Linked DNA regions of Homo sapiens: region 2 is linked to region 1. A link is an interaction called in ENCODE POLR2A ChIA-PET data of the cell type or tissue named here. Cell type or tissue: A673. All regions are shown on one strand. Links, peaks and the distances in the headings refer to the core of each region. The heading gives the core; the rest is flanking DNA.

Region 1 (7,736 bases), core at 1,201-6,200:
ATGTAATCCCCAATGGTGGAGGTGTGGCGTGGTGGGAGGTGATTGGATCACAAGAGTGGTTTCTCATGGTTTAACACCATCCTTCCTTACTGCTGTCATTGAGATCGTGAGATATGGTTGTTTGAAAGTGTCTAGCACTTCCTTCCACACTTCCTCCTGCTCCGGCCTTGTGAAGTGCTCACTCCCCCTTTGCCTTCAGCCATGATTGTAAGTGTCCTAAGGCCTCCTCAGAAGCTGAGCAGATGCCACCATCATGTTTTCTGTATAGCCTGCTGAACCATGAGCCTCTTTTCTTTATAAATGACCCAGTTTCAGTTTTTTTTTATAGCAGTGTGAGAATTGACTAATATACTCCACAATCACTTTCTCTTCCTTGGACTTCTAACTCCAGCCCAGAGCAGGGGCCACTCTGAATCTTTTTTTTTTTTTTTTTTTTTTACCAGTTTTGGGCCAGGCAGCTCCCAAGTTTCAATTTCCATGGGGCAAAGTGGGAGCAAGCAGCCTGGGACAGGGGCCTGGACCCCCAGGCCTCCTTGGTCTTTTCTGGGGCGGGGGCAGTTGCTTCCACCCACCCCCCAAGCCAAGGGTGGGTGTGGAGGCCCAAGGTGGGCTAGGAGCAGGAAAGCAGGGAAGAGGCAGGGTGGATGGAGTGGGAGAGAGGCCGTCTCGAAGGTACCAGAGTGAGTCACACCTCGTAAAGCAGTGTGAACTGGAGCATGGAGAGTTACTGCCATCGGGACTTTCATGTCCTTTCAATAAAGCCTTATCAGCACCAAGCTGCATTTTTGGCTCTTAATTCCAGATGTGGCCCCAGCCGGTCCCCAGCAGGGCCTCCTTTCTCCCTGCCTTCTTTCTACACGGGCCACTCAAGGCAATGCTGGGCCAGCTGAAGGAGTGAGACATCCAAGTAGCCTAAATCAGCCTTTCAGGGCTGGGTTCTGGGTCACAGGAGCCAGACAAGCCCAGCCAGTTTAGAGGAAGGTCATGGATGCAGATTTCTGCCCCATGAGGCAGAGAGAGAGGAGGACCTGCTGGTGGCTCTGCCAAAGGTCTGGCTGAAAGACAGGGAGGTGGCCACATCCTGGGCTAATGCTGGGACACCTGGATCTTCACCCCAGCACTGTCCTTGACTCAAATGATAATCTTGGACAAGTCAGTTTGTTTTTCTAGCCTCAATAGTCTTGGCAAAACAAGGAACTTGCTCTAGCTTCTTTTGTTAATTAGTCAATAATTATCTAGAAAACCAGTAGTGCATGCTGGTTTCTGTTGTGGTCCTGGGCGATGTAGGGTGAGTGAAGAGCAGGGTCTTGTAAAGCATTCATTCCAGCAGGGAGAGGCAGACAAATCCCAATAAAACACAGAAAAGGGCAAAATAACCACAGACTGTGAGCAATGCTGTGCAACAAAGGAAAGAGGATGATACGATGGAGGGACGCTTAGAGGAGGAGTCTTCCTTAGGAAGGTGGTCAGGGGCACCTTCTCTGAAGGGGAACTTTGAGCTGAAACAAATGGGATGATGTAGAGGAAGAGCATTCCTGGCAGAAGGAGCAGTGAGTGCAAAATCCCCAGGTGGGAATAAGTTTGGAGATTCGGAGAAAGAAAAGCCCTTATAGCCTGCAAGTGTGTGAGACAGAGAGAGAGAGGAGCAGGAGGGGAGGGCGGTCTGATAGGTGGGGTCAGATTTCTTTGAATTAATTAGGACCAGTTCAGGTGCATGTCCAAAAAGTACAGAGGTATGTAGTTTGGGGCTGGTATGACATTCCAGACTGTCACATCCCCAGCTGCTTCTATGTTGCTATTCCACAGCCAAAGCATGAGGTTCATTCCTCATGGCCCAAAATGGCTGCTTGAGCTCCAGACATCAAGTCCGCTTTCCAATTATCCAGAAGGAGGAAGGAGAAAAAGAAGCCAGATTTTCTCCCTTTAAGGGCACTGCCCAGTATTTGAACACACCATTTCTGCTTACATCGTATTACCAGGAATGCTGGAAAGCATATTCTTTATTCCAGTTGGTTACATGCCCAGCTAAGAATCAGGGGTTATATTACTCAGGAGGAAAAGGAGAATAGGCATGGGGTAGACAACTGGCAACTCTGCCAGCTCCCTACAAGGCAGAGAGTTCTCATGCAGAGCCTCCCGTGCCTCATCCACCACTCACACCCACATCCAACAACAGACTCATCATTTACCCTCCAACACCAAATCTTCCTGATCTCAGGAATTAGTGACACTGTCTGGTCAGTTGCCCAAGAGAGGAATTTGATGACTCTCTACATTCCCCGCAAGAACCACATCCAATATATTACCAAGGCCTGCCCATTCAACCCCCCAAATATATCCCGTCTGTTCTCTTTATCTCTCCTGCCACTGCCCTCATGGAAAGCCCATCTGTTCCCTGGTCCTCTGCCATAGCCCACAGATTGGTCTTCCTGCTTCCTCACATCAACTCTGCACAGAGCAGCCACCAGTCTGAAGGCCACTGGCTCTGTCAGAAGTTGTTCAGTGCCTTTCAGAATAACAATAATAAAGTCCTAAATCCATGATGTGGTCCTGCAATGACCAGGCCCTGCTTTGTCTCTTGTGCACTGTCTCCAGTTCTCCAACCCCTGCTTTTTGTCTCTCCTCTCCCTTCCGCCACATTGGCCCTCTTCCTTTCCTTCTTTCTTTTTTCTTTTTCTTTTCTTTTCTTTTTTTTTTTTTTTTTGAGACAGAGTCTCCCTCTGTCGCCCAGGCTGGAGTCCGCTGGCGCGATCTCGGCTCACTGTAACCTCCGCCTCCTGGGTTCAAGAGATTCTTGTGCCTCAGCCTCCCAAGTAGCTGGGATTACAGATGTGTGCCACCAGGCCCGGCTAATTATTGTATTTTTAATAGAGACAGTTTCGCCATGTTGGCCAGGCTGGTCTCGAACTCCTGACCTCAAGCGATTCACCTGCCTCAGCCTCCCAAAGTGCTGGGTTTACAAGCGTGAGCCACCGCACCCGGCCACGCTGGCCTTCTTTCAAGTCATCAAACACTCCGTGGTCTCTCCTATCACAGGACCTTTGCACATGCACTTCTGTCTGCCAGGAATGCTCTGCTTGCCTCCTTTCTCCCCAGTAAGTCCTATTTCAGAGAGCCTCCCCTGACCTACCACTTCCACCCTAGACTCAGCCATTTGCTCCCACAGCACCCTGTACATCTCACATACAGCATTTGTCACCATTGCAATTAACTAATTGTTTAATGGCTTCTCCTGTCAGAACATAGCTCCCTGGGGTAGGGAATGTATTGTGTTCAGGAACGGGTCCTGGTCCCCGGCACAAAGGGGTGTCCAATCTTTGCTGGTTCAATGAATACATTTCACTTCTCTGTGCCTTGCTGCACACCCAGCCCTGCACCAGCCGATGCCTCTTGATCCTGAAGAATGAGACTTTTGAACATCTGGGGGGTGAGAAACTTCATGTGAATGGTGGTGCTGCATCTGTATGGGCTACTCATGGCAAGATAAGACTTACACTTCTGAAAGAGGCCTTAGAGTTTCATGAAGTGCTGGGTTCTCAGCTACATGTGGCAGAGTGCATCTCTGGGTTTTAGTAACAGGATTAAATCTCACTTGAGACCTCCAGCAGGCGGAATTCCAGAAGGCAAGAGAGAGACGGGTGATCAGGGGCTGGTGGGGAGGGGAGGAAGGAAAGCTTTCAGCAGGATTTAAAGGAAGCCAGGGTGGTTACAGACAGCTGCACAGAGGCAGGCGGTATCAGGAGCCCAGAAGCCCAACCCACAAACGAAATGTCTTTTTAGGCCTCGTTTGTGGAGGAAATCTCAAACTTTTACTATGTATATATGTTACATTATATATATATATATATATATATATAATATGTTATATATATAGTATATATGTTATATATATGTATTTTATATATATACTATATATATAGTGTGTGTGTGTGTGTGTGTGTATATATATATATATATATATATATATATATATATACTGTGTGTATATATACACATTTTTTTTTTGAGACAGAGTCTTACTCTGTCACCCAGCCTGGAATGCAGTGGCAGGATCTCGGCTCACTGCAACCTCCACCTCCCAGGTTCGAGCAATTCTCCTGCCTCAGCCTCCCAAGTAGCTGAAATTACAGGCGTGCACCACCACGCCCAGCTAATTTTTTGTGTGTTTTTAGCAGGGATGGGGTTTCACCATGGTGGTCAGGCTGGTCTCGAACTCCTGACCTCAAATGATCCACCTGCCTTGGCCTCCCAAAGTGCTGGGATTATAAGTGTGAGCCACCATGCCCGGCCTAGGATATTTTTCATTGGAACTTATATTTGATCAGTGTGGGCATGATCAGGGGACCATAGCTGTGGGCTCACCTGGGTCCCTATTGCACTGAGTGACACTGAACATGTTGCTTCCACTATCTTGGCCTGCCTCAGTTTCCCTCTCTGTAAAAAAGGAGTGGTTGAACTAGCAGATCTTGAGAGTCCTTGCAATTAGCTCTCATACTGATGAAATGCTCTCTGGAAAATGTAGGAGACCTATTTAGATGTGAATGTTACTATTAGTCAGTCTGGGCTAGGCTGTACAGTGTATAACTGACGAACCCTGACATCTCGGTGGCTTAGCACAATAATGACATATTTCTCCCTCACATAAAATCTGTTGCATCATCTGGAACACGCGTCCTCCACGTCCTGAGGCAGGGGAGAGAACGACGAAGAAGGCACTTTGGCTCTGACCGCCTCTGCCTGGAAGTACAGTTTCCATTCACGTTCTGCTGGTCAAAGGAGTCACGTGGCTCCACCCAGCCACAAGGGAGTCTGGGAGGTGGAAGGAGCCCTTGGAATATGTGGTGAGTTCCGACTGTCTCTTTCACCCTCCATGATATGATGTTGGGTTGGAAAAACCTCTACACTCATGAGTGTAACTCACCAGCATCGAGCACCTTCTACGTGTGTACCCCAAAATAGGGCCACACCCTGGACACTCTCCTTTGCTCCACTCACATTCCAGCTGACATGCAGAGACCCCAATCTCTCCTGCACACCCACCACTCCTCAGCGGAACATCCAGCACCTCAAAGACATCTGGAATCCCTCCTTCCTAGTGGGAGACATGGAACTAGCCACAGAAGGTGTCTCGCCAACTGTGGGGCATCCTTGGTATGACTAAGGGGACGTCTGTTCCCCCTTTGTCTTGAATATGGTCAAGGTAAATGGAAAAGGGGATTGGCCTTTCAACCAAAGAGAAAACATTTGAAACCTTGAACTTGCTAAGTCTGTCATTCTCGTACCACACAGCCCTCCACCCACCCATTCTGTTATTCAACAGGCATTTTATGCCAGACATTGGATGAGACTTTGGGGTGTAGAGCCCTAGAATGTACAAAGTTTTGTTGGGTGCACAAGGAGAATGGTATAAGGGTATGGCCCTTAGGGCAAGTCTAACTGGCTTTTGCTGAAACCAATAATAAGCAGGTAATCGTAATGATAATGAAGATGCTGAAGACAATGGTGATAGCTTCTGTCTCCTGAGTGGTAATTATGTGCCAGGCACTGGGTACTGTGTTTAATGTCTTACAAATATGATTGCCATTGATCTTCAAAACAACCCCAGTGAAGTCAGAGTTATTATCCCCATTTTCCCCGTTTTCTTGATAATTCAACATCCAAAGCCAGCCTACGAGTCCAGGTACAGCACAGCTGGCTGTGCCCTTTCGAGGTTTGTTCAGCAATGGTGGTAGCATCTCCAATGGATCCATTCTGCCCAGGGATTAAAGGCATCCTTCCTCACTGCGTAGCCTCTAAGCCTGCTTCTCCAGCCCCTGTCTCCTTAAATTAGCCACATTGGTTTGTGTCGCCTGCTACAAGGAACTCTGTGTAGTTGATGTCAACCAGCAGGAAAATATCCCAGCAAAAGATGAGAGGAATCCACTAGTGCCTCAAAGATGCCATCTTTTCCTTCCCCCTCTGTCTCTGCCTGAGTTCAAGGTCACACCAACTCTTCCTGGATTATTAAAATGGCCACTACATGGCCCTCCCTATGTCCACAGTTTGCTCCTTTAACCATTGTTCACACAGCTGTGAGGGGACCCTCTCTAACATAGAAATCTGACCTGTCACCCCCAGCTTCTAAGTGTCTGCAGGTCCCAGTGACCAGGAGGTCAAGGGCTCCATCCTCCACCATGCCTTTCTGGCCCTTCAGATCTGCCACTGTCTGCCTACCTCCAATCATGTCCTCTATTGGCTGCCTCTGGACAGTTCTCCAAATGTGCCATTGACACTAAGTCCTCTGAGCCTTGATTCACATGGTTCTATCCAGTAAATAGTTGTAATATTGAGCCCTGTGCTTGTCCCATCTTCATCCCCAGTACCTGGCACATATTGAGTTCTCAGTAAGAAGAACTTAACTGAATTAAGTTCAGTTAAGTTGTTGAATTAACTGAATTAAAATGAAATGGGACTCTGAGTGGTCATCTAATTCAGAGGTCTCAAATGGGTTTCCCAAAGGCTGAATTCAGCTAGCATCATTTAAAGATTTTATTTTAACTAGCTGTCAGCTTTTTCTAAAGGAAAGATTCCACATAGGAATGGATGCAACTTTCTGACTTCTCTTCTATAAGCAGAAGAGCTGCTCCTGCTTTCCTTCCCAGCCTACATTCTGCTCTGACAATAATCGCGTTGGTGGGAGCAGAGTGGCGGATGTTTCTTATAAACAGGACAAGGGTTCTCCATTTTTCTGCAGCTCCTACCCAGCTCACCTTTCTCTTTTTGGCAAAATCTGTCTTGGGCTCTTATAAGCACTAAAATTTTCAGTGCCTGAACTGTTTGAAACCTTATTTTACAAGTGGACATAGATGCCTGCTAGGGGCTTGTCCAAGTTTGCATTTGGGGGAAAGCTGGGGCTGGGACTGAGGTCCCCAGGTCCTAACTCTGGTCCACCATCTGTCACGCCATCCCCATGCATCGCTCTCCATTCGATGGAAGCGGCCCTGCAGGCCCCACACGTGCTGGAATCTCCGTTTTGGATTTGCCTTAAGCTCCTTTTGCTACAAGGTTGGGGATGTTTAGAGCCTCCTAAGTCTACATAAACTCCTCCCTATACCACCCCCAACGAGCTCCTCCGATGCCCCCTAGCTCAGCGTCCAGGGCCACATCCATCACAGACACTGGGCTGTCAGCACGGCCACGTGCCCCTCACAAAAGCCTGAATCCAGAATGGATTTATCCCGGGGGGAGCTTTGTTATGCTTTTATGTCTTCAATTCATTAGATGTTCTGTCAGCAGCATAAATCAGGACCGGACTTTCTTCTTGCACACTCGGGAACAGAAAAGACACGCAGGGAACAGATCTGAAACTCACAGAGGGCTAAACACAGAAGACCACGTTTTATCACCCCCCCATCCCATATTTATTCATTATTTTTTTAACCAAAAAGAGATCTGAGAGAGATTCCAGGCATTGGGGGAGAGTGAGGAGGGAGGATGGATGGGGAAACTGAAGTTGAAGTTATTGGTTTTCCCATAATCCTATGAGATTGTCCCTAATTTTCCTCAATTCCATAGTTTTAAAAATCCTATTATTCTTCCCTGGCACACCTAAGGGGAGTTATTTTTAAAAAAATAAACCCAATCAACCAGGCATGGTGGCTCACACCTGTAATCCCAGCACTTTGGGAGGCCGAGGCAGGCAGATCACGAGGTCAGGAGATAAAGAGACCATCCTGGCTAACACGGTGAAACCCCGT
Region 2 (5,000 bases), core at 1-5,000, 380 kb before region 1:
TATTAAGGAAGTTTCCCTGCTTGTCTTGTGGGTTTGACTGTAAATTTTCCTCTTGCTTAAACAGGTACGTTTGATTATAGAAGTAATTTGAGCAAAGATGGTGTTTAGTCTGAGATGAACTGCGGGTGCTCCCTGTATGTGATCTCGCCATCACTAAGTCATCCTCTGAAAATTAATACTTTTACAAAAGAAAAATGATTGAGGCTCAAGGCTTGGAGTAGAACTCAAAAGCCTGTTTTAGTGTCTAGAAAGAATACTTTTGGCTATAAATATTGAACATATTGCTCAATAAATTGTAATTTAGGAGGAAATGGGCCAGGAAAAAGGAACCAGTCTGTACAGCTGATCCAAACCATCTCCCTGCTGGGTTGCTGTTGTATATCTTTCTTATCTCCACTTACCGTCATCCTGGCCTCTGGCTCTCACCTACCTTGTGGCGTAGCTCCATTAAGTAGAACTTTCTGCAGTAAGGACGTGGTCAACGTTTGTGCTGTCAGGCAGCCCCAGCCACATATGGCTATTTGAGCACTGGAAATGGGCCTAGTGTGACTGACAAACTGAACTTTTAATTTTATTTACTTTTAATTAGTTTAATTTAAATGGCCTCACGTGGCTAGTTGCTATTAGTGAAGTTCTAGGGAGTCTGCTGGTTCCTTTTTTTCTTAATTGTGATGTGTTAAGTGCCTTTTGCTCTTAGTTAGGCCAAAACCAGAATTGATCCTGAGGACGTAAAAGCAGTCTGGCTGTGGTATAGGTTGCTCTTTTCTCTGGGTTTGTATGACTAGTCTAGCTGGCTAGGCAGGTGTTCACCTTCACTCATTGCTTTATGTGATTTGGACCTGAAGCTTAATCCTCTATAAAAGGAGATGACCTTCTCAGTTAGAGTATAATTATTGAGTGAGATGCTCCCCGGCTAGAACTTCCAAACAAGTCTGAGTAACTAAGGAAAAGTAACAATTACCATTCTCTCTTCAAAGCCAAAAACAAACAAACAAAAAATGGATGGGTTCACAAACTCTAGGTTGCGTGGTGGCGTTGCCTGTGAGAGATACGTAGCCCTAGTATTTTCCCTGGGCTGTACCAGTTTGAGCTGGATTTCAGTGTGTGCTGCTTCTAGGCTTAATGAGTGTTTCATTTCTTCCTGGAACATGCTTTCTGTGATTCTTCTCTTTGACACTGATTCCTTGTGGTCCCTCAGCCTAAACAGGTTGAGTATCCCTTATCCAAAATGCTCAGGACCAGAAGTGTTTTGGACTCCTGATTTTTTCAGATTTTGGAGTATTTGCGTTATACTCTTGGTTGAGCATTCCAAATCCAGAAATCTAAAATATTTCAATGAGCATTTCTTTTGAGCATCATGTTGGCATCCAGAAAGCTTTGGATTTTGGAGCATTTTGGACTTCAGATTTTCAGATTTGATATGCTCAACCTGTATAGGTTTTATGTTCTGTACCCTCTCTGTCTTGTTTGAGTCTTGTCTTCCAGGAGGGAATTACTTCCCATCTGGTCTCTCCAAAATCTTCCCCTTGACTTCAGACTTACTAACTTTGTGTTTCCATATCTGTCTCTTGTGGAGATCTGCATGGCACTAGACCCTTGGAGATCTTTCTTCCCTCTGTCTTGTTTGAGTCTTGTCTTCCAGGAGGGAATTACTTCCCATCTGGTCTCTCCAAAATCTTCCCCTTGACTTCAGACTTACTAACTTTGTGTTTCCATATCTGTCTCTTGTGGAGATCTGCATGGCACTAGACCCTTGGAGATCTTTCTTCCCTCTGTTTTCTTTTACACATCCTTGCCATCCAGATGTTAAGACTGGAGATTCTATGCTTTGATGAAGATCGTTTTTTCTACTTCTTGTTTTCAACTACCAATTCGGTCTCCCTCCCATTTATGTGGCCTTGATGATGGGGACTTTCCCTATAGCCTCTCCATTGCACAGGGATGCTGTTAGACAGCCAGGAGCAGCCCTTTCCAGAGCCCTTCAGTTGCCTGCCAGTGCTTCCCATCAAGCTTCCCTCTTTCCCCATTTGAAGAATGCAGCCAGCTTCCAGTCGCTTTCAGATCAGGGACTCAGATGTAACTAAGACAACACTTCGATGTTCCTTCCAAATTATCAGTTTCTCTCCTACACACACACACACACACACACACACACACACACACACAATTTATAGCATGCGCTCTCAGCTTAGCATATTATAAGCATTTCCTCACGATATCAAGAACTGTTCCCAAATAAGATGTGTTATGATTGCATAATATTTCAGTGTGTGAATGAATCATATCTTACTTTCTCACAATATATAATATTTTAAATATTTACTAATACTACAGAAGATAATTTTAAAAATCAGTGGAGGTGAAGACTGGTAAGGAAACACTTACTGTCATAAGTTTAATATCAAAGTTTGTCTTACCTTGACTAACATACCAGCTGCAATTTTCCAATCACCTGTTTTTTTCCCTTGTAGTCCACGGCAATACTTCCTCCTGTCATCTCAGGTGGGTCTCCATCCTGAGTACAGAGAGGACCTAGAAGCCCTCCAGGTCAAACATGGAGAGTCAGTGTTAGTACTCGATAAATGCACCAACCTCTCAGAGGGTGTCCTTTCTGTCCGTAAGCGCTGCCACAAGCACCAGGTCTTCGATTACCCACAGGTGCTACAGGTGAGTGTCATTCATTACCTCTCGCAAAGGCTCAGGAGAGTTTGCTTACATGGGTTAAAATTGAGCCCAGCGAACCTGAGTTGTTTTCAGCATGCAACTAGAATTACCCAAGGGGAAGAAAACATAGCATTGCTCTTTACTGGACATGTAGACCTTCAGGTACTTGGATGTCTGGTGTCTTGTGTTCGTGCAAAGCTGCTTGGCCTATGAGAGTCTATACTCCTTTCAGATATTCATTATACTTCAAAAAGACAAGTCTCATAGATTCGCAGACAAGCCACATGGACAAAGCAGGCAAATGTATCTTGCTTTTACCCCCATATTCATAAGGCAGTCCAGAGAAATTTTCTTCTTTGAGGTGGCAACTTGCATCCCTTGACCATGCTGGCCTACAGAGCCACAGTGAACTTTCCCTGGGAGTGGAGGGGTTTAGGGGTTGTTTTGATTGTTTTGCTATTTGGAGTTCTTGCCACCTTTAGCATCTCCTGTCAGTAGCATGTCCTTTATTTACATAGTGGGAATGGCTGTACTTCCATAACCATAGGGAAAGCGGTCTCTTTGGGGATGTTTTATATGTAGGATATTTGACATTCCAAGGGTATGGGGGCTAGGAAATGAGAAATTGAGCTTTGTTCACTTAAATACTTAAAATGGACACAGGTTAGCTCAAGGAGAAACACAAAGGAGCTGGTGTGATTTTTTTTTTTTTAATCTCCAGAGAGCTTGCCCATACTGGGATTGTAAAAATACATTCAAAAAGTGCTGCACTCCTCCTGGAATGTCTGGCTGGTAACAGTGGTGATGAGGGCAGGAGTATTTATAGTAACCTTTGTCTAGACAGGAAAAATGGTTATCAGCACGTGTGTCCACATCTGGATGCTGACTCTTGAGGTCAGGGGAGCTTTCCACCTGCACCTCCGGGTACCACGATGACTTCTCTTCCTCTCCTCTTGCTGCTTTTCTCATTTATCCCCAGAGGTGTTTGGAATATCGAATTCCTTTATTTCTTTTTCTGAACTTTCCTTTTCTCTAGCTTTAAAGATTAGTTTTTGGTTTTTTTAAAAAATCTTTTTCCTCCTTCTTAAGAGGCAAAATCTGGGAGAAACAGAATGTTAGGTAGTTAAGGTTTCTGTATTTTGGTTTACCTATTGCAGCTGTTTTTTCTGTGGTACATCTCTCCTTTTCCCAAGTATTCCCCACATTGAGGGGGTTTGAGGGAGTGAATGAGGAAGAAATTTTTCATTAGATTTTTTTTATAGAACATATTAGTCTTAATATCTTTTCAAAGGCATTGAATTCATGAAATGAGTATCTTCTATATAAAAAGCACACTGTTAGATGCTATGGGGGGTAGAAACATGAAAAGAGATTTGATACCTTCCCTTTAGGGGGTCTTGTAGAAAGCCTGAAATTCCCAGACAAAATAATTCCATTACAAGGTAGGCTGAGGTAAGTACTGTAAGAGATGTCAGACAGTGTGCCGTGGTGTGTTTACATAGTACACTAGGGCCTAAAGAGACCCATTTGCAGGAAGTCACGTTGTTAGCTGTCTAAGGGAAGACTTTGACATTGACCTTGAACATTTTCAGAAGGCCAACAGTGGTGGCATTGAAGCAATACTGAAGAGTAGAAATATTAATACAAAACATTGCAGCCATTTAAACTTTTCAAGTTTTACAGGTGTGAGCTGTTGTCTTTTGGCATTTTTGTGTCAAGATGCCTCAGTATTGCTTGGCGTCAACCCTTGTAGAAACTTTGTGGTCTGTAGGGATCAAAGTTAGTGGATCAGCAAAACTAGTTTGTAATCTCTTGCCTCTTTGTGTTCCTGCAGGAGGCTACTTTCTGTGTGGTTCTTCGTGGAGCTCGGCTGGGCCAGGCAGTATTGAGCGATGTGTTACAAGCTGGCTGTGTCCCGGTTGTCATTGCAGACTCCTATATTTTGCCTTTCTCTGAAGTTCTTGACTGGAAGAGGTGGGTAGTACCTCCTAGTAAACTCTACATTAGTGGTTCTGCGTATATTACAAATAAAATCTCCTCAGGTCATTGTAATGTATACCCTGGTTCAAGAACTACTACAGATAGTTTTTCTCTATTTTCCATTAGGAGAGTTAGTACACTGGTCTAGAGCAGTTCACAAACCAAGGCCAGTTTGCAGGCTGGCTGTTTTTGTAAGTCAAGTTTTATTGAAACACAGCCGTGTCCCTTCCTTTACGTATAGTCTGGCTGTTATTGTGTCACATTGGTAGAGTTAAGTAATTGCAACAGAAATTGGATGACATACAGGGCTTAAAATATCACTATCTGGCCTTTCATCACAGGGGTCCCCAACTCCC

What was found. ChIA-PET counts read pairs that join two places held together with the same protein. Peaks named below come from ENCODE experiments on the same cell type or tissue, not always from the same donor. Only the 100,000 strongest peaks of a DNase experiment are listed, where the experiment ranks them.
Region 2: POLR2A ChIA-PET joins it to region 1 with 11 read pairs; 2 of 35 experiments call an interaction of 5 or more read pairs at or near these places.

The regions. Positions count from the first base shown.
Region 1 is chr11:44,505,850-44,513,585 of GRCh38, forward strand. It overlaps LOC105376645 (a long non-coding RNA gene), which reads left to right and starts at 4,263. Exons shown (of 3, transcript XR_931229.1): 1 at 4,263-4,841. In A673, for the core only: no CTCF peak of the experiment used is centred there; a DNase peak (open chromatin) is centred at 3,622; H3K27ac peaks cover 430 bases.
Region 2 is chr11:44,122,318-44,127,317 of GRCh38, forward strand. EXT2 (exostosin glycosyltransferase 2) reads left to right here. Exons shown (of 14, transcript NM_207122.2): 5 at 2,472-2,667; 6 at 4,499-4,638. Among named protein-coding and RNA genes, the nearest start is that of EXT2, 29 kb to the left of the region's middle. In A673, for the core only: no CTCF peak of the experiment used is centred there; no DNase peak of the experiment used is centred there.